2 separate regions of the Homo sapiens genome follow, and region 1 is linked to region 2. The links are chromatin loops, found by intact Hi-C in ENCODE. Cell type or tissue: CD14-positive monocyte. All regions are shown on one strand. Links, peaks and the distances in the headings refer to the core of each region. The heading gives the core; the rest is flanking DNA.

Region 1 (12,604 bases), core at 2,994-10,993, 92 kb before region 2:
CCTCAGGGTAAAGCCGCCCCATGGGGAAAGTCTTGGGGGCTTGCTGGGAGAATGGGAATGCCAAGGATGGATTGGAACCAAGAGCTTGTCAGCACTCAAAGTATGGCCCTATCCCCCAACCCAGGTGGAAGAGCTGAGGTAAGATGCAGGAGTGATAAAGAACAGACAATATTCAGGAGGTACTAATTTAAAATATGTTAGATGCCTTTTTATTTCTTTCAACTTTAATCTGTATTTCTCTCTCAAGCATTTTTGTAGCCAGATATTTTGATTTCTTTAAATCTTATTCCAATCTATGTTTCCCTTTCTTTTTTTTTTTTTTAAATTAAAAATTTTTTGGCCCAGCCTGGTGGCTCGTGCCTGTAATCCCAACACTTTGGGAGGCCGAGGCAAGCGGATCACTGGAGGTCAGGAGTTCCAAAACCAGCCTGGCCAACATGGTGAAACCACTCCCCCGCACCCCGTCTCTACTAAAAAAATACAAAAATTAGCGGGCGTGTTGGCGCATGCCTGTAATCCCAGCTCCTCAGGAGGCTGAGGCAGGAGAATAGCTCGAACCCGGGAGGCAGAGGTTGCAGTGAGCCGAGATCACGCGACTGCAGTCCAGCCTGGGTGACAGAGTAAGACCCAGTCTCTACAAAGAAAAATAATTTTTTTTTCTTTGTAGAGACAGGGTTTCTGAGCCATCGTGTCTGGCCTGTTTCTAAAATATTTTTTTGTTGTCCTTTTTACATTTATTTTTTAAACTATGATAAATCACATATAACAAAATTTACCATCTTAACCATTGGAAGTCTATAGTTCAGTATTAAGCACATCACATTGTTGTACAGCCTTCACCATGATTTAGCCCCAGAGCCTTTTTCATTTTGCAAAACTGAAACTCTGAACCCAGTAAACAGTCACTCCCCATTCCCTCTCCCCGCCAGCCCCTGGTAACTCCATTGTCCTTTCTATCTCTATGAATTTGACTATACTAGGGACCTCATATAATTGGAATCATATACTTCCCCTCGTGTGATGGGCTTATTTAGCTTAGCATTTGAACATTTTTAATAGGCAACTAATTTCTGCTCTTCTTTTATGACAAGTTATTGATTCATAGAAAAATATGGACTGATCAGATGTGGCTGTTTTTTCTCACTTAATACATCTCTGGAAACTTAACACAGTAAATAGCCAGTGACATGAAAAGATCAAACTTTTAAAAAGTGACTCGTGGAGCAAACTGGGACTTCGGCAATCCCTTGGTATTTTTTTCCTTCTTTAAAAAAATCAAAAGATACAAGCTCCCCCAGAGTGCTTGTCAAGAATGAGTGGGAGGGGGGACCCAGGAAACTTGAAGGATACATTAAATTCTTTAAATAAATTCAGGAAGTAACATCCAGGAGTGGTTCACACCATTCATAAAATATACAGCTCCCTCCTAGAGAGAGAGGATTCAGTGTGATGTTTTTCCCCCTGAAATAAGCCCGCCCAGCTTCTCAGCACAGACTGTGTGATTCTTACACTGGGCAGCGCTGCTTCTTCAGGCCGGGCTGTCAGAGCAGGGACAATCCCAAGCCAAGTCACTGCTTTCAGTTTATCTCAGAGGGACCAGCATGTGCCTGGGCGATATTAGCACCTTCAGACTGGGAGCCTTCGGAAGGGTTCTGCCAGCATTCTGGGAAGGCGATTTTTTTTTTTTTTTTTTTTTTGAGATGGAGTCTTGCTCTGTCGCCCAGGCTGGAGTGCAGTGGCACAATCTCGGCTCACTGCAGGCTCCGCCTCCCGGGTTCACGCCATTCTCCTGCCTCAGCCTCCTGAGTAGCTGGAAATACAGGCGCCCGCCACCACGCCTGGCTAATTTTTTGTATGTTTTTTAGTAGAGACGGGGTTTCACCGCGTTAACCAGGATGGTCTCGATCTCCTGACCTCATGATCCGCCCGCCTCGGCCTCCCAAAATGCTGGGATTACACGCATGAGCCACCGCACCCGGCCTGGGAAGGCGTTTTTGTAAGGCAGATTGGCAACTGGACATTTGCATTTGGCTTCATCATCCATCATTGTATGTTTTTTGGCTTGGGCTGGAGGGCATATTTGATTTAAATGTAATAGTTAATGACTGAGTGGAACAACTGAGATCTGTCAAGATTAACTGTTGAGCAGTCAGCTGAAATGTGTGGGAATGTGAGTCTGCAGGAAGCTCAAGTTCAAAGTCTGCGACCTTCCTTTCCCGTTGACATGGTAAAATCCTGTTACAGTGCTCGAGTCAGAGGACAAGATGGCACCTACTGTAGTGGATATTTGTGGTCTGTTGTCTCTGATTCTCCTTCTTCTGGTAACGACACTTCCATTTTTCTTTGGGGAACCACAGATGCAGTGGGTTCATTGGAAAATGAGTGAACTATTGGTTGGAGCTGGTTTGAGTTTGGTTAGAACCAGGCCTCTCCTAAATCCCTCTCACTACAGTGAACCAGAAATGGACATGTCACCCAAGCTGGGTTCATGAGCTTCTTCCCTCCCTAGGACCTTTTGCTGTATAGTTTGGCAAAGAAATGCTTTCTTCCCCTGGGGTTGTTAAAGCTAGGAAGATTATAAACTTGGAGCTGCCATGACCATCTTTGGTAATACTTGGGAAGCACCTGAGAATGAAGCTAGCAAAAAACAAACAAAAACCGCAAACAAACAAACAAAACGGAGCCGCGACCCTTGTTCAAGTGCTTGGATCCATCTGCAACTGAAGGCCAGACACTCTTGAACTTCCAAGTTATATGAGCCAATAAATACTGCCATGCCTTCGTCTGTGTGTGTGTGTGTGTGTGTGTGTGTGTGTGTGTGTGTATGGTTTCAATTTCTATGGCTTCCAACTTACTGCATCCTGTCAAAAACAGCCATATTATGACCAGGTGTGGTGGCTCATGCCAGCAGTTCCCGCTACTTGGGAGGCTGAGGTAGGAGGATTGCTTGAGGCCAGGAGTTTGAGGTTTTAGTGTTTTATGATTTTGCCTGTGTGAAGCCACTGCTATTCAGCCTAGGCAACATAGTGAGACCCATCCCTGAAATAAACGACAAGCAAAGCACATACTTCCTTAACTTTCTATATTATAGTTAGAGGAAAATGTCATATTGCGCACCTGTGATGTGATCTGCCTGGTGGCAAGGGTGAGCCCAGGCAGTCATGGTGAGATTACAGAGGTTTGGTATGCCGTGGAGAGACCACTAGACAGGGAGCTGGGATTCACAGGCTCTAGGTGCCTTTCTTCTTCCTGGCTAGGTAACCTGGGCAAGTCTCTTAAGCTTTCTCAGCCTCAGCTCTCAACATCTGTAAAACAGAGGAATTAAACTAGGTGATCTTCGAAGTCGCTTTTAGCTCTATATGGTCCTGTAACTGTTTTATTTAATATCTGTGTTTTAAATGGGCAGTAGAAATAGGGACAAAATCAAAGAGAAACAATTAAAAATACCCCCTAGATCTCTACGAATTGCTTGAAGATCCACCTTTTTTTTTAATACAATTTTTAGTGTAAATTTTTTAAGTTGAAGTGTAACCTACATACAGAAGAACGGTCATACCTGGCCAGACAGGGTCGCTCATGCCTGTAATCCCAGCACCTTGGGAGGCTGAGGTGGGTGGATCGCTTGAGCTCAGGAGTTCAAGACCAGCCTGGGCAATATGGGGAAACCCTGTCCCTACAAGAAATTAGCTAGGTGTGGTGGCACGCACCTGTAGTGCCAGCTACTCAGGAGGCTGAGGTGGTTGGATTACTTGAGCTCAGGAGTTCAAGACCAGCCTGGGCAATATGGGGAAACCCTGTCTCTACAAAAAAATTAGCTAGGTGTGGTGGCATGCACCTGTAGTCCCAGCTACTCAGGAGACTGAGGTGGGAGGATCACTTGAGCCTGGGAGGCAGAGGTTGCAGGGAGCCAAGATCGTGCCACTGCACTTCAGCCTGGGCGACAGAGTGAGACACTGTCTCAAAAAAAAAAAAAAAAAGGTCACACTTCATGTGTATAGTTTGATGCGTTTTCATAAACTGGGAACACTCTTGTAATGAGCATCTACGTCAGACACGGAACTTACCCAGGACCTAAGAAACCTTCTCTCCAAGTCAGTACTCTCTTCCAAAGGTGACCCCGATCTTGACTTCTAGATTGTGTAATAATTTTGCTTGGTTTTAAATTTTACATAAACTGAGCATAGAGAAGTTATTCTTTTTGGTGATGGAGGTTGGGGGGGGTGCATCTGGCTTTTCTCACTTAACACCTTGTTTGTGAGATTCACCTATATTATGGGTGGCAGTAGTTCATTCTCATTGCTGTGTAGTGTGTCACCCTATGAATAAATACACCATCAATTATTTATCCTACTCTTGGATCTTTGGGTTCTTTCATACTATTATGAACAGTGCTACCTTGAACATTCTCGTACATGTTTTTGGTGGACGAAAGCTCTCATTTGTGTTGGGTATTCACCTAGGGGTAGGATTGCTAGGTCATAGAATATGTGTATCATATGTTTACTCTTGGGAAATACTACCAAATAGTGTTCCACTCCCACTGGCACTGTCTGTGACTTCTCATAGTTCTACATCCTTGTCTGTGTGTGCCATTGCTGGTTTTACAGATTTTAGTCATTTGGGTGAACGTGTAGGGGTCTCACATTGTGCGTGTGTGTTATCTTTAATATATATATATATATATATATATATATATATGTTTTAGAGACAGTGTCTCACTCTGTTGTCCACGCTGGAGTGCAGTGGTGTGATCTTGGCTCACTGCAGCCTCCACTTCCTGGGCTCAGGTGATGATCCTCTCACCTCAGCCTCCCGAGTATCTGGGACTACATGTGCATGCCACCATGCCCAGCTAATATTTTGTATTTTTTAGAAGAGATGAGGTTTCACCATGTTGCCCAGGCTGATCTTGAACTCCTCAGCTCAAATGATCCTCCCACCTTGGCCTCCCAAGGTGCTGAGATTACAGGTGTGCCCCACTGTGCTTGGCCTCTTTACCTTTTTAATTAGCAATTTTTCAGAATTTTATTATGAAAAATTTGAAGAGTTGCAAGAATTACAGTGCACACTTATATACCCATCATCAGATTCCGCCATTAACATTTTCTTATACTTGTTTTATTGCATATCTAACCTTCTATCCTTCCATCAATCGTATTTTTTTGGAAACATTTCAAAGTAAGTTGAGAACAGCAGTATACTTCATTCTAAGGAGTTCAGTATACAGAGCATTAACTTACATACAGTGTAATGCACATATCTTTTTTTATTTTTCTTTTTATAGAGGTGGGATCTTGCTATGTTACCCAGGCTGGTCTTGAACTCCTGGCCTCAAGTGACTCTCCTACCTCGGCCTCCCAAAGTGTTGGGATTACAGATGCGAGCCCCCTGCACCTGGCCTTGTTTTTTTTTTTTTTTTTTTTTTTTACCAAAAAAAGAAAAAACAGGATTGGCCGGGTGCGGTGGCTCACGCCTGTAATCCCAGCGCTTTGGGAGGCCGAGGTGGGTGGATCACAAGGTCAGGAGATCGAGACCATCCTGGCTAACACGGTGAAACCCCGTCTCTACTAAAAAAATACAAAAAAATTAGCCAGGTGTGGTGGCGGACGCCTGTAGACCCAGCTACTAGGGAGGCTGAGGCAGGAGGATGGCATCAACCTGGGAGGCAGAGCTTGCAGTGAGCCGAGATTGTGCCGCTGCACTCCAGCCTGGGTGACAGAGCGAGACTCCGTCTCAAAAAATAAAAATAAAATAAAATAACAGGATTTTGTTCTGTTGCCTAGGCTGGAGCGCAGTGGTACGATCATAGCTCACTGGAACCTCAATCTCCTGGGCTCAAGCAATCCTCCCATCCCAGCCTCCTAGAGTAGCTGGGACTGCAGGTGGATACCACCATGTCCAGCCTACGAGTACCTATATGCTTACTGGCCATCTGGGTTTCACATGTGTGTGAAATTGTGTGTGTCTAAGGGTGATATGCCTAAGGGTGATATGTCTAAGGGTGGCTTTTAAATTTTTTGCGGGGAGGGTGAAGAGTCCAGTTGACTGACGGGAGGACCAAGGGTATATTCATGTGACAAACCTGGTTCCAAAGTGTCTACTATTAACTGGAAGCAGATTCTCACACCTACAAGGCTTCCCAGTGTCAGGAGCCAGGAAATGCTGGTTTGTTAAAACTCAGCCCAAAATTGGGCAGAGCAGTGAAATTTCCAAGCATGATGCTCAAAGCCTTATCTTCTAATCATTTCCAGTTATGTAACTTTTTTTTCCAACGAGTGTCAGTCTAGCAGGATAACACAAAATCATTAGCAGATTTATAAAGCGGTTTGACCAACGGCTGCCAGAGGAAGTGTGACTTTGAGTTCCCCACGTAGGCGTCAGACTTGTCTTCATATTGAAAGGCAGGGGAGTTGGTGCAAAGAAGGGTGTTCCCGGGGGCAGTTGACAGTAATGGATCTTTAAAAAAATTATTCCCCTCGTCAGCTCCAAGGTTGGCAGGCCTTGCACTTCAGGGTGTCAGGCCCTGTCCCCAGCCCCTTTCCTAGGCTGAGGACTCTGGGTTTGCTGCGGGTTTGTAAGCCGTGGGTGTTTCCTCCTTCTCCCAGGGGTCCCATGTGTCAAATCCTGTGACTGGGCATGTGTGGCCTTGTCATGATGCATGGGTCTGTGTCCGGGGAGGAGCAGGGCCACCCACATCCTCATTTGGCTTTCTGTTTCTTCTCAGATGTCATTTTGTGAAGGAGCCACCGACCAAGGCCTGGTTAGGAGGAAGTGGTCACCAAAATACTTTGGTGTCCAGGGCTTGCAGAGAGCTTGTCCTCAGTGGCTGTGTCTGAACTCCACTATTGAGGGTGCCTGGAGGGGGATCTTGATTGGGAAGGCAGTGGGGAGTTTGAAGGAGGGGCTGTTTATAGAGGCTTGAGCAGGGTAGAGGATGGGGAAGCACGCCCAGAGAGGGGAAAAGGGAGGGAGGCCTGCAGCAGGAGGGGGCCGACTGCTCTAAAGAAGCCACTGCTACTCCCAACCCCAGCCTGCAGCCTGCAGCCTGCTAGGAGGGAACTGGTGAAAATACCCCAACCTCGCTTTCCTCATGAACCTTCATCTCCTACCTATGACTTTCAGTGGCCAAATTGTCTTTCACTGTAGCCAGAGGGTGCGAGGGTCCCTGGAGTCCCTGTGGGTCAGCCTTCTGGTGCAGGAGCTGCAGGAGAAGGGCCAAAGCTAGCTCCCGACAGGCAAGTGGAGAGTCACCAGCCCAGAGATGTTTCTAGAGCTTTGTCCCATGTTAAAACACAAAATTATTTGCTCTGGGAGAATATATTTAAAACTTCTCTTGACGAGTTTGGAAGAGAGCTTTGGCCTAGGAACTGATCTGAAATTAAATGCAGACATATGGGGTGGGGGATCTTGTTCATAAAGATCCTCCTCCTGCCTGGCTTGAGTCAAGAAACAGGCGAAGGGCACCCATGGCTGTGGCATGGAGGGCTAGGACAACAGAGACACTTTGCAGGAACATGGGTTTAGGAGGTGGAATGCCAGAATGGGCTCCCCAGGGTAGAGGTTTGGAGAAATCTGCTTACGAAGGAAATATTATCAAGGACCAAAAAAGTGATGGAAAGAGAGGGACATTGTGGCGGAGCTAAGGATGGGTGGAGCAAGAAGAAAAAGTCAGAGTTGGGAAAGAAGCTAGGTCGGAGTTAGAGAATCTCGTCTCTAGGCTGGGGCAATGGAACAAGTAAGGAAGTCAGTTGCATGGTTGGAAGAGAATGTATTCCCTTCGAACCTGACTCTTGGTGAGGGTTGCTCATCCATGCCTGTGTGGCATAGTGGTTCAGAGAGTGCGGGGTGTCAATGCCAGCTGTACTACTTACTAGCTGTGAGTCCCTGGGCAGATTACATAACCTTTCTGTATCTCAGATTTCTCATCTGGAAATAGGACCATTATAATACATGTCTCTTAGGGTTATTTTAAGGATCAAATGAGTAAATACAGGTAAAACTTTAAACCACTGCTGTATATTTAACCCTTAGGGTCTCCGACACTGTCATGAAGGCTGCCTCTGAACAGGAGAGGACTGAGTGGACCAGTTTTGGGATGGGAGTGGGAGGACCAGAAGAATGGTACCGCCAGGGAAGAGAAAATGGGAGGGAGGCCATGGTCTAAATTGATCCCTGACATAGCGGTGGGAAATGAGCCAAGGAAACTGGCTTGAACTAGCTTCTATTTGGAGGCTGGCCATTTGCTGCAGAGACAGTTATTTGAAGCTCACGAGTCATTCACACATTATTACAAATACTTTTATGAGGACCTTTGGTTTCTGAATAGGGCAGAGCTGGGGGTGAGCCTGAAAACATGGCTATCAGAAGGAAGAGTCTTGGGAGAAGGGAAGTGGAGGGAGAGGAATTGTTTTTACTTTAATATTTCTTGTCTTAAAAAGAGTTATTGGTGGCCGGGCACGGTGGCTCACACCTGTAATCCCAGCACTTTGGGAGGCCGAGATGGGTGGATCACCTGAGGTCAGGAGTTCGAGACCAGCCTGGCCAACATGGTGAAACCCCATCTCTACTTAAAATACAAAAAATTAGCTGGGTGTGTTGGTACGCACCTGTAATCCCAGGTACTCGGGAGGCTGAGACAGGAGAATCGCTTGAACCCGGGAGGCGGAGGTCGCAGTGAGCCGAGATCGTGCCACTGCACTCCAGACTGGGGGACAAGAGTGAGACTTTGTCTCAAAAAAAAAAAAAGAGTTATTGGTTTAGTAGGATTTAGGGATGGAGGTTCCCATGCAGACTGTGGACATGGGTTTTGTGTGTGTGTGTGTGTGTGTGTGTGTGTGTGTGTGTGTGTGTAGCCTGGGGTTGGGGATTGGGGTAATGGTAGCTCCACCTTTATGAAGCGTTTCTCCAGGACACACTTTTCCTGAACACAGTGCAGTGAGCACCACTTTTCACCTATAGTGAAGGTGTTTTCTAGCTGGCTGGGGAGCATCACCCATAGACAGCATGATACAGTTGTTAAGAGCACAGGGAAACCAGTGGGTTTGGACTGAGTTTTGAATCTCTGCTCAGTCACTCTGTTTTTCTTTCTTTCTTTTTGAAAAATAGAGATGGGCGGTTGGGCGGCAGTCTCACTATACTGCCCTGGCTGGTCTCAAACTCCTGGCCTCAAGTGATCCTCTGGCCTCAGCCTCCCAAAGTGATGGGATTACAAGCGTCAGCCACTATGCCTGGCCTGTGAATTTTTTTTTTTTGTTTTTCTTGAGACAAGGCCTCACCCTGTCATCTAAGCTGGAGTGCAGTGGCATGATCACTGCTAACTGCAGTCTCGACCTCCTGGGTTCAAGCAATCCTCCCACCTTGGCCTCCTGAGTAGCTGAGACCACAGATGTTTGCTACCATGCCTGGCTAAATTTTTAATTTTATTTCTTGTAGAGACAAGGTCTCTCTATGTTGCCCAGGCTGGTCTTAAACTCCTGAGCTCAAGTGATCCTCCTGCCTCGGCCTCCCAAACTGTCTGGATTACAGGCATGAGCCATCAGACCCAGTTTGGCCTGTGTGAATTTTTAATATGTATATTTTAATATATATTTTAATCAAAGACTACAGTTAACCAGCATTTATATTCTATTTGCCAAAAAGGCAAGAGTCTCAGCATATTTTTACTTTCCTTTCTATCTTTTCTCTACCATGTCCCATGATGAAATTATTTGGAATTATAGATCCAGATTACATTATTATTGTGTTTATTACCTCAAACTCCTGGGCTCAAGCAGTCCTCCTGCCTCAACCTTCCAAGTAGCTGGGACTACAGGTGCATACCACCACACCCAGCTAAATTACATTTTAAAACTTGTTGTTTTTATAGAGATGAATCTTTTTATGTTGCCCAGGCCGGTCTTGAACTCCAGGCCTCAAGTGATCCTCCCATCTTGGCCTCCCAAAATGCTGGGATTACAGGCATGAGCCACCTCACCTGGCCTGCTTGGTCACTCTGACCTGCAGGAAGTTGCTCAAACCTTTTGGTACATCAATTTCCTCATCTGTAAAATGGGCATGATAGTGGGACTTATTTCATAAAATAGGAAAAGTAAATGAATGATTTAATACATGTAAATAATTTAAAAGAACAATACTAATTTAAAAAACATTATTATTTTATTCTTCTACTCATTTCTTACGGATTCCTTCTGTTCCAGCCAGTCAGGCTTCAGGTTTCTCATTGATTTCTTTTTTTTTTTTTTTTTGTGAGTCAAAGAGTCTCACTCTGTCACCCAGGCTGGAGTGCAGTGGCATGATCTCAGCTCACTGCAACCTGTGCCCCCTGGGTACAAGCAATTCTCCTGCCTCAGCCTCCCAAGTAGCTGGGTTACAGGCACCCGCCACCACACCCGGCTAATTTTTGTATTTTTAGTAGAGATGGGGTTTCACCATATTGGCCAGGCTGGTCTCTTGGCCAGGCTGGTCTTGAATTCCTGACCTCGTGATCTGCCTACCTCGGGCTCCCAAAGTGCTGGGATTACAGGCGTGAGCCACCACGCCCAGTGTTTTTTTTTTGAGACGGAGGCTTGCCGTGTCACCTGGGCTGGAGTGTAATGGCGTGATCTTGGCTCAGTGTAACCTCCTCCTCCTGGGTTCAAGCAATTCTCCTGCCTAAGCTACCCTGAGTAGCTGGGATTACAGGTGCCCGCCACTATGCCCAGCTAATTTTTTTTTTTTTTTTTTTTTGTATTTTTAGTGGGGATGGGGTTTTACCATGTTGGTCAGGCTGGTCTCAAATTCCTGACCTCAGATAATCCACCCGCCTCCCAAAGTGCTGGGTATTACAGGTGTGAGCCACTGTGCCCAGCCAGGTTTCTCATTGATTTCTGAAGAAGTGTAAGAAATGGCCACGCACCTACCCTTGCTTGGCCTGTCTGGCCCTCCTCACCATCTCCCTGCATCCTGCAAAGTCCTCCTCTAGAAACTCTTGCTCATCTTCAGCTCTCAGGGCCTTGTCTTCCTTGGGAGGAGGCACCTAAGCGGCACCTGCACATGCCACCCTGAATTGACAGATTGGAGCATTTATGTTAATATAGAGAGGCCTTGAAGGCTGCGTCTCCTCCTCTGCCATCTTGCTCTCCACCGTCATGTTTAACATGGCCCCTTGCACACGGCAGCAGTGGACGAGGCACTGGACTGGGGGAATGTCTATCTGGAGTCACATCTTGGCTGTGTGACCTTGAATGAGTCACTCGGTCTAGGTGGGTCTCCTTTTGTCATGTGTGAAATTAAGCTAAGTACTGGGAACTCTAAGGGTTAAGAGCTAATGCACGCACAGTCAATTCTTCACTGGGAAGTGATGCTTTACAAAGTCAAGGTATTGTGATGAATCCTTCTGTGTTCCGCCTGCATGCCTTAGACGGTGCTGAGCACAGAATCGTTCCTCAATAAGATTCTCTTGGGGAGTCGATTGCTGACTAAAGTGGATTGGTACAGCTTCTGTTTTGATCTGCCTGTCATAATGTTCTATCTCCCATCTTTTCGGGGAACTTCCCTATTCTCACCCCGCCATGTGACTTTGGTGGGGCTTGTCAACCAAGATACGTTGCTAAGTTGGGAGGAAGTTACCAGTGGCTCTCTAGTTGGGGCAGAGTCCACCTACACGTGACAGCCAGTCAGAGGTGAGAGAAGATGTCCTGTAGACATTGTGTGAGTCCCTGGAACCAGGCATCACTGAACTCCAGTGATGCATGCTGATAAATCCTCCTTTGTGTTGGCTTAAACTTGTGGATTGGATTTCTGCCACTGGCAACTGAAAGTCCTGGCTCTCTTTTCCTTCCATTTTGGAATGCAGCAGTGATTCTCTCTCTTCTTCCATTAACAAAGGGAAACTGAAAGGGTGTCAGAAGTAAAAGTCAAAACTGGAAAACTTTATTTAGGTTGGGTTATGGTGGCTCGTGCTTGTAATCCTAGCACTTTGGGAGGCCGAGGCAGGAGGAGCGCTTGAAGCCAGGAGTTCAAGACTAGCTTGGGCAACATTAGGGAAACCCTTTCTCTGTAAAAAATAAAAAAAGTAGCTGGGCATGGTGGTGTACACCTGTAGCCCTAGCTATTCAGGAGGCTTAGGTGGGAGACTCACTTGAGCCAAGGATGTCAAGGTTGCAGTGAGCCATGATCATGCCATTGCACTCCAGCCTGGATGACAGAGTGAGGCCCTATCTGTAAATAAATAGATAGATGGTAGGTAGGTACGTAGATTGATGATAGACTCTTATAATCACATTAAATGCTGTCATTAAATGACGTAGAATAATATTTAATAACAAGATAAAATATCACCAAGAAAAATGAACATGTGACAGTTTTGTTAGAAAACAGTATTGTTAGAAAACAATACTTAAAAGAGGCTTCATCTGAGCTTCATCAGTGACAAGTATTTAAAAAAAAAACAAAAACAAAAACAAGCAAACGAAACCCTTTAACTTGGTATGTTGGCCTGTGCCTATAGTCCCAGCTACTAGCAGGGCTGAGGCAGGAGAACCACTTGAGCCCAGGAGTTTGAAATCAGCTTGGGCAACAGAGCAAGACCCCATCTCTAAAAAAAAATAACCAAACTTAAAAAAAG
Region 2 (12,604 bases), core at 1,808-9,807:
GAGAACGAAGGGAGAGCTGGGCTGGGAGGCTGGGCAGCTGACCCAGGCTGGTGGCTGGATGATTCCCAGGACTTAGTGGCCACAAAAGTTGGCGAATAAATGAGAATGAATGAGAGAGGAAGGAGATGGAACAAACCTCAAGACTGGGGATAGAGGAGTGGGGTGCATAGAAAGCTAGGAGTCCCTGCTGGGACTAATGAGCTCAACAGGGCAGGTCATCTAGTGCCTATGGTCTAGTATAGCATTTCCCGAGATGCTGTGCCAAGATGGGTTTAGGTGGTCTCTGGACGAGACTTTCAGTACCAGTGAATCACATCAAGAGAAGGGTATTCCTTTTGCAGTTCTCTCCTTGCTTCTGATTACATTGAGGAGAAAGTTTTGGGAGGTGCCGGGTGAGGGCAGGCCTCAGCAGGTAGCAGTATCCAGCAAAGATTGAATAACATTGCTTGGTGTTTGTTGTGGTTATTTTTATGGTTATTATAGATTTCTGGCAAATGTCACTAGTTTTCCATTCACAGACTCACATCAATTTTCTGTTCAGTGCAATTTTTAAAAGAAAAAAGTGAGTCAACTAAAAATATTAGCAAATAAGAGGAAAAAGTGGTATGAGAGTATGCTGAAAATTAGAATGGTGATCAGTGAAAGATAGGCTCCCGGGAGATACTGGGTGTGGGAGGTTCAGGGTCTCCGGCTGTGGGGTCAAATGGACCACAGTTCAAACCCATTAACACTGTGACCTTGGGCAAGTCGCTTTGCGTCTCTAAGGCATAGTTGACTCCATCATAAAACATTAATATTAAATGAGCTCATGCTTGTCATGTGCTTGGCCCAAGGCCTGACCCAACATCATAGTAGTGGTGGTTATTATGTGAAGTGTTTATTGGCATGAAATACTGAACTCAGAGGCTGGTGTTCCTGGACTAGCAAGGATCACAGGCCAACATGGAAGAGGAAGCTTTGTGAGGGAGTGAGCTCTCTGTCCGCACAAGTGTTTGAGAGGCTTGTCACCTGTTGAGGATTTAGTGGCAGGATTCTGCCACTGGATGGGCAGACAAAAGGGGAAATCCCTTCAAGTAACCATTCCACGGACATGGTGCAGAGAGAGTCAACGTAGCAGGCCGGGGAGCCCTCCTTAGAAAGGCCTGCTGGCAACATTGTTCCTTGGCTGGTGTCTGGGAACTTGCATTTAGGAAGGGCTCCCACTATTCCCTGAATAGTAAGGGTGGCTGTTCTCTAAACTGTTCATGTGAGTAATACGGTTTGTGCTGAATACCTGGATTTCTTCAGGGAGTCTGCAATTCATGTTTGTGCTAGGCAGGGGATGCCTACATGACCAGCTCCTTATAAAAACTCTGGGCACTGAGTCTGTAATGAGCTTACCTGCTAGACAGTGTTTTACACATGCTACCAGGACTCACTGCTGGAGGAATTAGGCACATCCTATGTGACTGCTGGGAGAGGACTCCTGAACTTGCGCCTGGTTTTCTCAGGACCTTGTCCCAGGTTCTGTGTCCCTTCACTGATTTTGCTTTGTATTTTTTTGCTGTAATAAGACCCTTAAAAAAAAAATAGAGACAGGATCTCACTCTGTCACCCAGGCTGGATTGCAGTGGTACGATCCTAGCTCACTGCAGCCTCAAACTCCTGGGCTCAAGCAATCCTTCCATCTCAGCCTCCCGAGAAGCTGGAACTGTAGGCGTGTGCCACCATGCCTGGCTAATTTTGTGATTTTTTTTTTTTTTTAAGAGACAGGGTTTTGCTATGTTGTCTAGGCTGGTCTTGAACTCCTGGCCTCAAGTGATCCTCCTGCCTCAGCCTCCCAAAGTGCTGGGATTACAGGTGTGAGCTACTGTGTCTGGCCATAAGTCTTTACCAGAAGTAAAACATATGCTGAGTCCCATGAGTCCTTCTGGGAAACATCAGAGCTGAGGGTGGTTTTGGGAACTCCCAGCATAGCCTGCCTCTGTTTTCAGGTCAGGGAAGGAAACCCAGGGCTTCATCTGGGTCAGTGGGTCATCCTGGTTCAATGGGTCAGGGGCTTTCTAGCAAAGGTTCCGCAGAAGTTCTCCTAGGATCAAACTTAGGGAAGCGCCCTGAAGGAGTTGATGATGCTTCTGGGAAGAGCCGGCCTATCAAGTGCATATGGGGGTGCCTGTCCCTCTTTGGGGTGCTGTGTGATGTCACTGTGCTTCGTACAAAGCAGCTTAAAAGGTTTGGGAGGAAGTATTGGAGTGTGTTTATGTGTGGCTGAAGTCTCAGGTATGGTTTGTGTTAAGCCTCTGAAGGACAGAGCACAATCCCAAAATAGTTTTCATGGGAATGACCAAGGTAGAGACCATTGGTTTGGACCTATAATATCAGAGAGGCCACACCCCGATTCTTTACAAAACGTAACAGTGACCACACCTCAGTGGTTAGTGTCAAGGTTAAGGAATGTTGATATCAACTTTCCTCCGAAGGACCTGATTCAGTTATGTATGAATCTATTTCTCCCGGTCTGAGCCTCTGTTTAGACTTACAGGAGATGGTTGATGGTCTCCGATCAGGCCCACCCTGAACCAGGGCTGGGCAGGGTTAATGGAGAGTGTCTGGGATGTATTTTCAAAGAACTGTCATGGTGTAGGGGGACTAGGACAGGTGTTTGCAGACATTCCTAGCTTGAGGTTGGCCTGATTATTCTGTGTGAATCACCAGGCAGGTATTCAGCATTGGTCCTATTGGTCTTCCTTCTGATTACCCCCTAGCCAGAGGGGGTGGGGGTATAGGGCTGAGGTAAGCTCAGAAATGGGGCACTTGGCCAGGTGTGGTGGCGGGCACTTGTAATCCCAGCACTTTGGGAGGCTGAGGCAAGATCACAAGGTCAGCAGTTCGAGACCAGCCTGGCCAACATGGTGAAACCCCGTCTCTACTAAAACTACAAAAATTAGCCAGGTGTGGTGGCATGCGCCTATAGTCCCAGCTACTTGGGAGGCTGAGGTAGGAGAATCACTTGAACCCAGGAGGCGGAGGTTGCAGCGAGCCGAGATCGCGCCACTACACTCCAGCCTGGGCAACAGAGCGAGACTCCATCTCAAAAAAAAGAAGTGGGACACTTGTCTGCATGAAGAAGTGAAGGGAGTTGGAATAAAATGGAAGGCAGAGGAGCCTCTGCTGTGGTGGGCTGGAAACTCCACTCCCGCCACCCCATCCCTCCCCCATATTTCATCAGAGCCTTTTGTAAAGGATGGCAGAACCATGGAGCTGGGAGAAGGAGCTATCACTTGCCTGCAGTGTCAGCAAAGAGAGGCCAATTTTTAATGCTTTGTGTACATTATTAACTCACTTGATCCTTGTAACAGGTATTATTATTAATACTTACATCATCATTATTATTTTTTGTCTTCACGGGAATTGCTGACTTGAGATTGTCCAGCTAGATCAAGCAACTTGTCCTGGGAAAGCATGGATTTGAACCCAGGCAGTCTGGCTCCCAAGTCTACTCTCTTCACCACTACACTGTCAGGACTTGGTGACCTAGAAATGCTCCCCCTGACTCCAAAATTCAGTGACCCCAGGAGCCAATCCAAGCAGAGAAAGGCTGTCCTGATGTCCTGCAGAATGACAGTCACATCTCAGGCTTTCAAACTACTTATATGTTTTTTCCTAATTAATAGACCTTGAAATAAACAGTTAACTGTTTTTAAAAAAATTGACCTTGTAGGCCAGGCACAGTGGCTCACACCTGCAATCCCAGTGCTTTGGGAGGCTGAGGTGAGGGGATGGCCTGAGGCCAGCTGTTCAAGACCAGCCTGGGCAATATAGCAAGAGTCTGTCTCTGCAAAACAAAAAACAAAACAAAAAAAAGTAGTCTGGCCAGGCTGGGTGTGGTGGCTCACACCTGTAATCCCAGCTCTTTGAAAGGCCGAGGCGGGCGGATCACCTGAGGTCGGGAGTTTGAGACCAGCCTGACCAACATGGAGAAACCCCATCTCTCCTAAAAATACAAAATTAGCTAGGCGTGGTGACGCATGCCTGTAATTCCAGCTACTCAGGAGGCTGAGGCAGGAGAATCGCTTGAACCCGGGAGGCGGAGGTTGTGGTGAGCCGAGATCATGCCATTGCACTCCAGCTTGGGCGACAAATTAGCCTGGCCTTGGCTCCTTGTCACAGTCTCTCTTGTGCTTCTTCAGTCCCTACTTTCCTCTCCCTCCCATTTCCACTACAGATGGTGCCTTCCTACCCTACGCCATAGCAATCTGGTCACTGGGGAAATGGGGTTATGGAGAGGGGTATACTGTAATTCCCTTCATCTTATCTCAAGGTCAAGTTACATTTTGGCCCCAAGCATACAGCCCCCTAACTTGAGCTCCGGATAGACCTCCTTTGGGGCTCCCAATCCTGCTGAACCTCCCTGGCACTCTGTGCTCTTGCATATCTTCCACTCTGAGTCCAGCTCCAACATTCTGGCTATTTCTTCTTCCAGTGTTATGTGACTGGCACAGTTGGCCCCAGAGGTCCCAGCCAGGAGGACCTGGGGAAGCATCAGAGGTATTGACAGCAACATTTCTGATCCATGGTCCAACTTGGCCTGATGAGGGCAGCTGATAGTGGCTCTCCAAGATTGTCTACGTCCTAATCCCCAGAACCTGGGAATGTTATTTTATTTAGAAAAGAGTCTTTGCAGGTACAATGACGTTAAGGATCTTGAATTGAGAAGGTTTTCCTGGGTTATCTGAGTAAGCCCTAAATGTAATCACAAGCATCTTTATAAGAGAGAAGCTGAAGGAGATTTGACTGTAGATAGAAGACAAAGGGTATGATTGGGGAAGTAGGATTTGAGTGATGCAGCCACAAGCCAAGGAATGCCAGCGGCTACCAGGAGCTGAAAGAGTCAAGGACTGAGTTCTCCCCTTGACCCTCTGGGAGGAGTATGGCCCTATCAATACCTTGATTTCAGCTCAGTGATACTAATTTTTGGAAGCTTGGCATCCAGAACTGTGAGAGAATACATTTCTGTTGCTTTAAGACACCAAGTGTTATAGTGGCCAAAGGAAGGTTTTTAGAAATGCAGATATCTTTGGAAGAGAAGCTTACCCACAAGTGCAGGCTCAAGAAAGGAACCAAATCTCTAAATTCTCCCTGCTTTATGTTCTTTAGTTTTGATTGTTGCTATCTGTATACCTTGCCCTTTACCAAGGAACTATTAGCCAGGACTCTTTCTATTAAATGTTACAGAAATCCTATTCAGGCTTAGACCTGTAATCCCAGCTCTTTGGGAGGTCAAGGCAAAAGAATCACTTGAGCCCAGGAGTTTGAGACCAGCCTCAGCAACGTAGTGAGACCCCCATCTGTATAAATAAAAAATAAATTCACTAGGTGTGGTGGCACACACCTGTAGTCCCAGGTACTTGAGAGGCTGAGGATCACTTGAGCCTAGGAGTTTGAGGCTGCAGTGAGCTATGATTGTACCACTGTACTTCAGCCTGGGGACAGAGCGAGATCCAGTGAAAAGAAATCCCACTCAAATTGGATTCAGACAAAAAAGGAACAGTCCCAGGAAGTTCAGCTTCAGGCATGGTTTGATCAAGTGGCTTAAACAAACAGTGTCAGCAGTCTGATGTTTCTCTATCTCTGATTCCCTGTCTTCCTCATCAGCCCTCTTCCTTCTGCATTGGCTCCATTCTCAGTGAGACTTCTGCGAGTTGTCAGCGTGACCATCAGCAGCTTCAGGCTTGCATCTTGTCATAGTAATACATCTTTCCCCAGTAATTCCAAAACCAAATTCCAGGTATCCAGCCCCAGATGGGTAATATGCCCCTTCGTGAACTAGTACCGTGGTTGGGGAGAGGGCACGTGCTAATTGGCCAGGCAGGAGCCACTTGCTCCCGGAAACCTCGAGGGCTGAGAATGAGGTGAGGTGGTTCCACAGTAGAAAAATCAGGGTGCTTCTTTCAGAAGCCGGGGTACGTATGGCCTGCTGGGCAGGCCCACACAGCATACAGATGCTACGAGAGCCTGCTGTGCTTTGTAGGTCACAGACCCCCACGGTGTGCTTGGAAATGCCAGATCATGCTGTGAGGCTTTTCCTCTGCCCCAGCCTCTGGCACGAGACTCCCACGTGTGAAAAGCAGACTCACAGTCCCTGCGTGTCGTGGAGCCCGGGAAATGAAAACGTCAATCTGGGAGGCCCCAGAAGGTGTAGGGGATTGAGTGAGAGAGCCAAGAAGCTGCAGCAGCCGCCGCTGCTGGGACTTCGTGTTTACAAATCACATTATCGGAGCATCTTTGAACTTCTGTTGGCACGTGTGTGACTAATGTTCGAGCTGGTGAGGGCCATGTTGGGAAATGGAAAAGGGAAGTGGGGACGAGCGCTCGTGCTAAAATGGTGCTCTCTTTGGCAATGGCCTTTGGAGGAGGTGACTCACTAGGGGCATTGAGGCAACAAAGAAACTGCTGTGGCTGGATGAAAAAAAGATGCTTCCTCTGCCCCCCTCACCACCCGTGCAAGGGGAAGCCCATGACCTGAGTGTCTTGAAGGAAGCATTTGACCAGGGAGGGTGACCCAGGGTGGAGCCATACTAGACGGTGGTCAGGAAGCTGCCGTGGTGAACAGGTTAGAGTGGAGGTGATGAGTTAAGAGTTCCAGAGCCAGATGTGCAGGGCTGAGCCCTCAGTGTCGTATCTTGTTAGCAGCCTGACCTTGGATGAGATCCTCACCCTGACACCCTGATCTCGGCACCGCCATTATTAGCTGTTTAAGTGTATGCACTCTGCCCCAGTTTGCCTGGGGCAAACTGCCGAACTGTTTGAACCTTGAATTCATTCTCTGGAATAAGCATAATCATAGAAACTAGATGATTTGTCAGGGTTTTGCCGGAGCTGCTGCTTCTCTGCTTTGGAGCAGAGATGGTAGCTTTGGCAGAAAATGGTGGATCATTGCAACTGAGAAGTTAAATAAGAGGTTTCCTCAGCAGAGAGAGCAGGATGGAAGGGGTCCTCCTGAGGTGTAGGACATGGGGACGTCTTTGTGAGTATCATGCGCACGCACACACACACACAGACACACAAACGCGTGCGCGCGCACACACACGTGCCAGGTGCCACCATGCCGTTGCCTATTATTTTGATGGAGGTAGGCAGGAGCAGGAACTCCTTTTGCAAGAATGACAAAGAAGTGGCATTAGCAAGTTCTGCCTGTCTGTTCCTCTAGGGGAAACCCCATGAAACCACCACAGAGCCACTCTGCTTCCCTTTCTTGGCCCACTCTGGCAAACCCAGCCAGCAGGTAAGTGGGAGCACAGAGCGAGGCAAGGGTTGCCTTTGCTGTGGGGAGGGGTCCATCCTACTGTGTGCCCCCTGATGTCTGCACAGTGTGGATGGAGCTCCCTGGACATCCCTGCCTTCCCCTGGGCTGCCCCAAGTACTGCAGGCCTCACTCACGTGGTGCAGGACTGCTCGGCTACCCACAGGATCCTGGGGGGTGAGAGGGCATTTGCGGTGGGAGCTGAGATCTGCAGGGTCATTAGGAATTAGTGTCAGCTAATGGTGGCTCAGCACTCCTGGGGGAGAGAAGAAAGGAAAGGGAGAGAATAGGGATGTGAGCAGCCCTGATTTGCTGGTTCAGGGATTTCTGAGACCAAAAAGCAACCCACCAGCAAAGCAGAATTAGCTGTGTTATTTAAAGTTATTCACATCAGGATATTTAAATGATCTGTGCCCACTGTGTTCGTGTGGTTTCTATGGGCAAGATGTGTTTTATGTTTTTAAAGTTTGTTTAACTTTTCTCTATATCCATGGAGAATCATTGGAAGATCAAATGATATCTCGATCAGTTGTAGAACTTATTTTATTTTCTATTTTATTTTATTTTTGAGACAGAGTCTCACTCTGTCGCCTGGGCTGGAGTGCAGCGACGCAATCTCGGCTCACTGCAACCTCCACCTCCCGGGTTCAAGTGATTCTCATGTCTCAGCCTCCTGAGTTGTCGAGATTACACGTGTGCACCACCATGCCTAGCTAATTTGTGTATTTTTAGTAGAGACGAGGTTTCGCCACGTTGGCCAGGCTGGTCTTGAACTCCTGACCTCAAGTAATCCACCCGCCTTGGCCTCCCAAAGTGCTGGGATTACAAGCATGAACCATTGTGCCCAGCCTAGAATTTACTTTAAAGTAATTACCAGAATGGTAAATTTCCTCCTTCATGTAGGTCAGAACTTGTCTGTGATCTCTAAAAGTCCTGAGCTTGATCCCTCCGTGGACATGCACCTGGGTCGGGGGCACCGGGAACCAACTGAAGCCTGGTCAGTGTGTCTGTACCAGGGTTTTCGGCCATGTTACTGTTGACATTTCGGGTTGGATGGTTGTTTTGTTGTGGGCGGCGGTCCTGTGCATTGTTGAGTGTTTAGCAGCGTCCTTGGCCAGTAAATGTCACCAAGTATTGCCCCATTGGCCCCTGGGGAAAAAGCGCCCCTAGTTCAGAAACACAGGCTACACATGGAGTGCCATATTGTTCCCCTAGAAACCAGGAGAGGAAAGAGTTCCTCTGTTCTGGCCTGAGAGGGAGGCTGGGAGTGGGAACGCCCAGCACAGTTCGCTGTGGGAGAAATGAACCAGGGGCCTGAAAGGGGGTGGGTGCCACAGCTGCCCCTTCCTACAGCTTCCCCCCAGAGGCTCCAGAGCTGTCACACTGTCATTAACGACACCGCATTCCTGTCGGTGCTTGTGTGCATCTTTGGACGAAGCTAGAAAAGAAGCTGAACTATCTTCAACTGTGCCATAAAAGAGGATATAAAAAAACTCAATAAAACACGAAAATGTCAGCCGAAGCAGGATTGCTTGCTGGGGCCTTGGCAAGGAGGGGCAGACAGCAGGCTGGACGCCCCTGGCGCTGTTTGTGGGAGTCATGGGTGGGGAGGAGAGGCCAGGAGAGCCCAGCCCATGCTGGGGGCCACCAAGCCTGGGCTCTGGGCCAAACACACAGTCCCCTGGTTTCTTGAGCCCAACCCCAATGCTGTAATTCTGTTTATTTTGCTGAATATGAAATCCATATGGTTCTGATTTCTTCCTTGTAATCCGTCATCTCTGTGTGGCTTCGGAGCCAGCAACCACGCAAAGTGGCTTTGAAGTTGTTGTTCTGGGTAAGTAGGAAGTTGTGTTCTTCCAGGGTTCAGTGGGGCAACCATGAGGTTTGCATTTGGTTTGGGAACTGCTCCAGGAGAGGGAAGCAGATTGGCACAGTCAGTTTTGGTCCTGGCTTAGGAGCTTGGGCTGGGTCAGAAGGGAGACCATTTACAGAGCCTTCGGTGGATTTGCACAGCCAAGGCCACTCTCTAGCCCTCAGCTTAGGTCAGAGATACTCTTGGTTCTAGGTGTCTCTTTGGAAACAACAGAGGTCTCTGCAGGGAGCTAATGCACTCACTCAGCCTCTCCCACCTCCGTCATGACAACCCATAAATGTGTCCAAGGCTTGCCAAATGTCCTCAGGGGGGACAAAGTCGCCCCTGGTTCAGAAACACAGGCTACATGTGGGATCGCTGGGCCACATGGTAAATGTATGTTTAATGTTACAGGAAACTGCCACACTGCTCTGCAGAAGGACCATACCATTTTGTGTTCGCACGAGCAACGTGTGAGAATTCCAGTTGCTCTGCATCCTTGTCGGCACTTGGTATTGTCATTCTTTTTAATTTCAGTCTTTCTAGATAACACTTGATTTTGACATTTAGAAATGAGCCCCAGAAAGGTCCAAGATTTGTTCAAGGCCCCTAGCTCCTTGAAGACCAGAATCTAGGCATTCTGTCTTGGGGACTGCGGGCTTTCTGGGTGGTGGCCAGGTGTACAGAATGAAAGTGACAGGGTTATTCCATGTGCCAGACCTGGGAATCAGTAACTTCTGTCTGGCCCTGGGGCTTCAGCAATATCCAAGAGGAATGTAGAAAAAGGAGGTGGTGGTAGCAGGGAAAAGTTGCACATCCCGGAGTCATGAGGTTGAAGACCCTGCGCTGCTGCTCCCTCCTCCCACTCCCAGCTCATTTTAAGCTGGAAGCTCAGAGAGGTACAGAAGCCTGCCCAGTGTCACTCGGCTAGCTGGTGGCCTCTCGACTCTTCGTTATGGCAGGCAGTGGCAGAAGGCCAGCCTTGTTTCCAGAAGCACCCTTACTAAAGCACCAGGGCTGCTTCTCCTCGGCGCTTTAAGGAGTAGAGTTTTTGCAAATTGCTCTACCTGGTTGGATTATCACACTCCCTCAGTGTCTTGGCCTTGGGTCCACTCTAGACCGGAAGGAGCATGTGCAGGGGATGATGGCTGCTGCTGAAAGCAGAGTGGGTGACCTAATGGGGAGGTGGAGGTTCATCAGGACCAGGCACTTCTCCAGAGGCATCCCACCCACCCTCAGGGGGAAAGGGCCCAGCTGCCCTGGAAGGCTGTGGACATGCTTTCCCGATTGCAGAATACTTCTCTTTCATTTTGAATATCATTTGTTTGGTTGCCACGGCAACGTCAAGTCTCTATTTTAATGCTAACCTGCGTGGCTGCAACTTTCTATATATAAATGCTGCTTTGCACAGTGAATTAGCCGATGCCACGGGGAAGCAGCGGATGTGGGGATGGTGGCAGAAAATGACCAGCGTGTCAGATTTGCATAAGGACACACCACAAGGCTGAGGTGAGTTGGAACCAGGGCTCTGCTGGTTATCTTTGATGCAGATGCTCGAAGCTAATTGGACCAGGTTGAGTGCGAGGCAGCCGCCACTCCTGCAGGAGGAGAAATCTTCCTTGGATGACCTCTTGCTTGGCTAGGGTTTGGCTCTGCTCTGGGGGGGATTTGGGGGATTCTTCTGTCTTCCCGTGTATCAGTCCTCCTCATGCATCCAGTGAGTCTGGGTCGCACCATGACCCAAGGGTCTGGAAAGAAGAGAAAGCCACTTGGGCAGGGGAAGTATCTGAGATGAGCTCTGTGGGAAGTGAGTTTTTCTTGATTTCCGGGGATTTACCTCAGTTTCCTGTTTTGGATCTTCTCCTCCTCAGTTTGCCTTTTCTTAATTCCCCAGTGTAGCGAGAATTTGTAGAGGCCACGTGGCTCCAAGTAGCATAATAGAGTTCTCAGGAGAAGCCTGAAAAGGCCCTTGGGAACCAGCAGATACAGTTCCCCCAGGTTCTAGATGAGGGAGATGCTCAGAGAGGTGACACGCTCTGCCAGATGTCACACAGCTGCCCTGGGGAAAGTGGGATGGGAAACCAGGTCCACACTGGTCTTCTGACTTACTCATGCATGCCACGTTTGTGCGCATTCTGTCATGGGACCAGGCAGCGTGTGGGTGTACACAACAGTGAAAGGGGATACAGCGTGGACAGCATACCCTGATGTTCCTTTCTGGTTTTGCAAGCCGGAGACGTGTAATGAACACAGGATTGTATAACTTGATCTGGATCGGCCTCTGGAAAGAGCATGGAAGTTTGAATCTACAAAACTTGGATTTGCGTGGATTCAGCCACTTTCTACCTGTGTGACCATTTTGTCAACTTTTCTGAGGCTCTATTTCCCCACCTAACCTCAAGATGTGCTAAATATCTTCCCCTGGCATTGCAATGAGTCAATGTTACGGCCAGTGTGAACCTATTGAGGACTGTGATAGGGGTGTGATGTGTCTGAGAGCAGAGTGGGTTGCAAACTATAAGGCATCTCACCATAGCAGGCCACAGCTCTGTTCTCCTGAGTCTGGGAGAGGATGGCACCGGTATCAGAACACTGGCCCAGCCAGAGGAGTTGTCCGAAGATGGAGTTCTTCAGACGGCTCCTCTGATCAGTATGGTGTGAAATGTAGTACAATTTTATTGCTGTCAGAATATGTCATTCGGGCTTCTCCTATAACATCAAACATTTGACAGATTTTTTTTTTTTTTTTGAGACGGAGTCTCGCTCTGTAGCCCAGGCTGGAGTGCAGTGGCGTGATTTCGGTTTACTGCAAGCTCCGCCTCTGGGTTCACGCCATTCTCTTGCCTCAGCCTCCTGAGTAGCTTGGACTACAGGCACCTGCCACCACACCTGGCTAATTTTTTTTTGTTTGCTTTGTTTTGTTTTGTTTTTGTTTTTGTTTTTGTTTTTAGTATTTATTGATCATTCTTGGGTATTTCTCGCATTGGGAGATTTGGCAGGGTCATAGGACAATAGTGGAGGGAAGGTCAGCAGATAAACAAGTGAACAAGGGTCTCTGGTTTTCCTAGGCAGAGGACCCTGCGGCCTTCCGCAGTGTTTGTGTCCCTGGGTACTTGAGATTAGGGAGTGGTGATGACTCTTAACAAGCATGCTGCCTTCAAGCATCTGTTTAACAAAGCACATCTTGCACTGCCCTTAATCCATTTAACCCTGAGTGGACACAGCACATGTTTCAGAGAGCACGGGGTTGGGGGTAAGGCCATAGATTAACAGCATCCCAAGGCAGAAGAATTTTTCTTAGTACAGAACAAAATGGAGTCTCCTATGTCTACTTCTTTCTACACAGACACAGCAACAATCTGATTTCTCTATCTTTTCCCCACATTTCCCCCTTTTCTATTCGACAAAACCCCCATCGTCATCATGGCCCGTTCTCAGTGAGCTGCTGGGTACACCTTCCAGACGGGGCG

The links. Peaks named below come from ENCODE experiments on the same cell type or tissue, not always from the same donor. Only the 100,000 strongest peaks of a DNase experiment are listed, where the experiment ranks them.
Region 1: a loop joins it to region 2, with 3 times the contacts of the local background. A loop is called at or near these places in 2 of 110 quality-filtered maps.

The regions. Positions count from the first base shown.
Region 1 is chr17:10,151,160-10,163,763 of GRCh38, reverse strand. The region is part of intron 1 of GAS7 (growth arrest specific 7); the gene reads left to right. Among named protein-coding and RNA genes, the nearest start is that of GAS7, 41 kb to the left of the region's middle. RefSeq lists an enhancer at 6,386-6,605. In CD14-positive monocyte, for the core only: no CTCF peak of the experiment used is centred there; a DNase peak (open chromatin) is centred at 6,683; H3K4me3 peaks cover 2,510 bases; H3K27ac peaks cover 5,550 bases.
Region 2 is chr17:10,057,731-10,070,334 of GRCh38, reverse strand. All of the region lies in intron 1 of GAS7 (growth arrest specific 7), which reads left to right. Among named protein-coding and RNA genes, the nearest start is that of GAS7, 130 kb to the left of the region's middle. RefSeq lists enhancers at 1,456-1,955, 8,852-9,353, 10,444-10,543. In CD14-positive monocyte, for the core only: no CTCF peak of the experiment used is centred there; DNase peaks (open chromatin) are centred at 5,644, 6,384, 7,204 and 9,144; H3K4me3 peaks cover 1,132 bases; H3K27ac peaks cover 4,558 bases.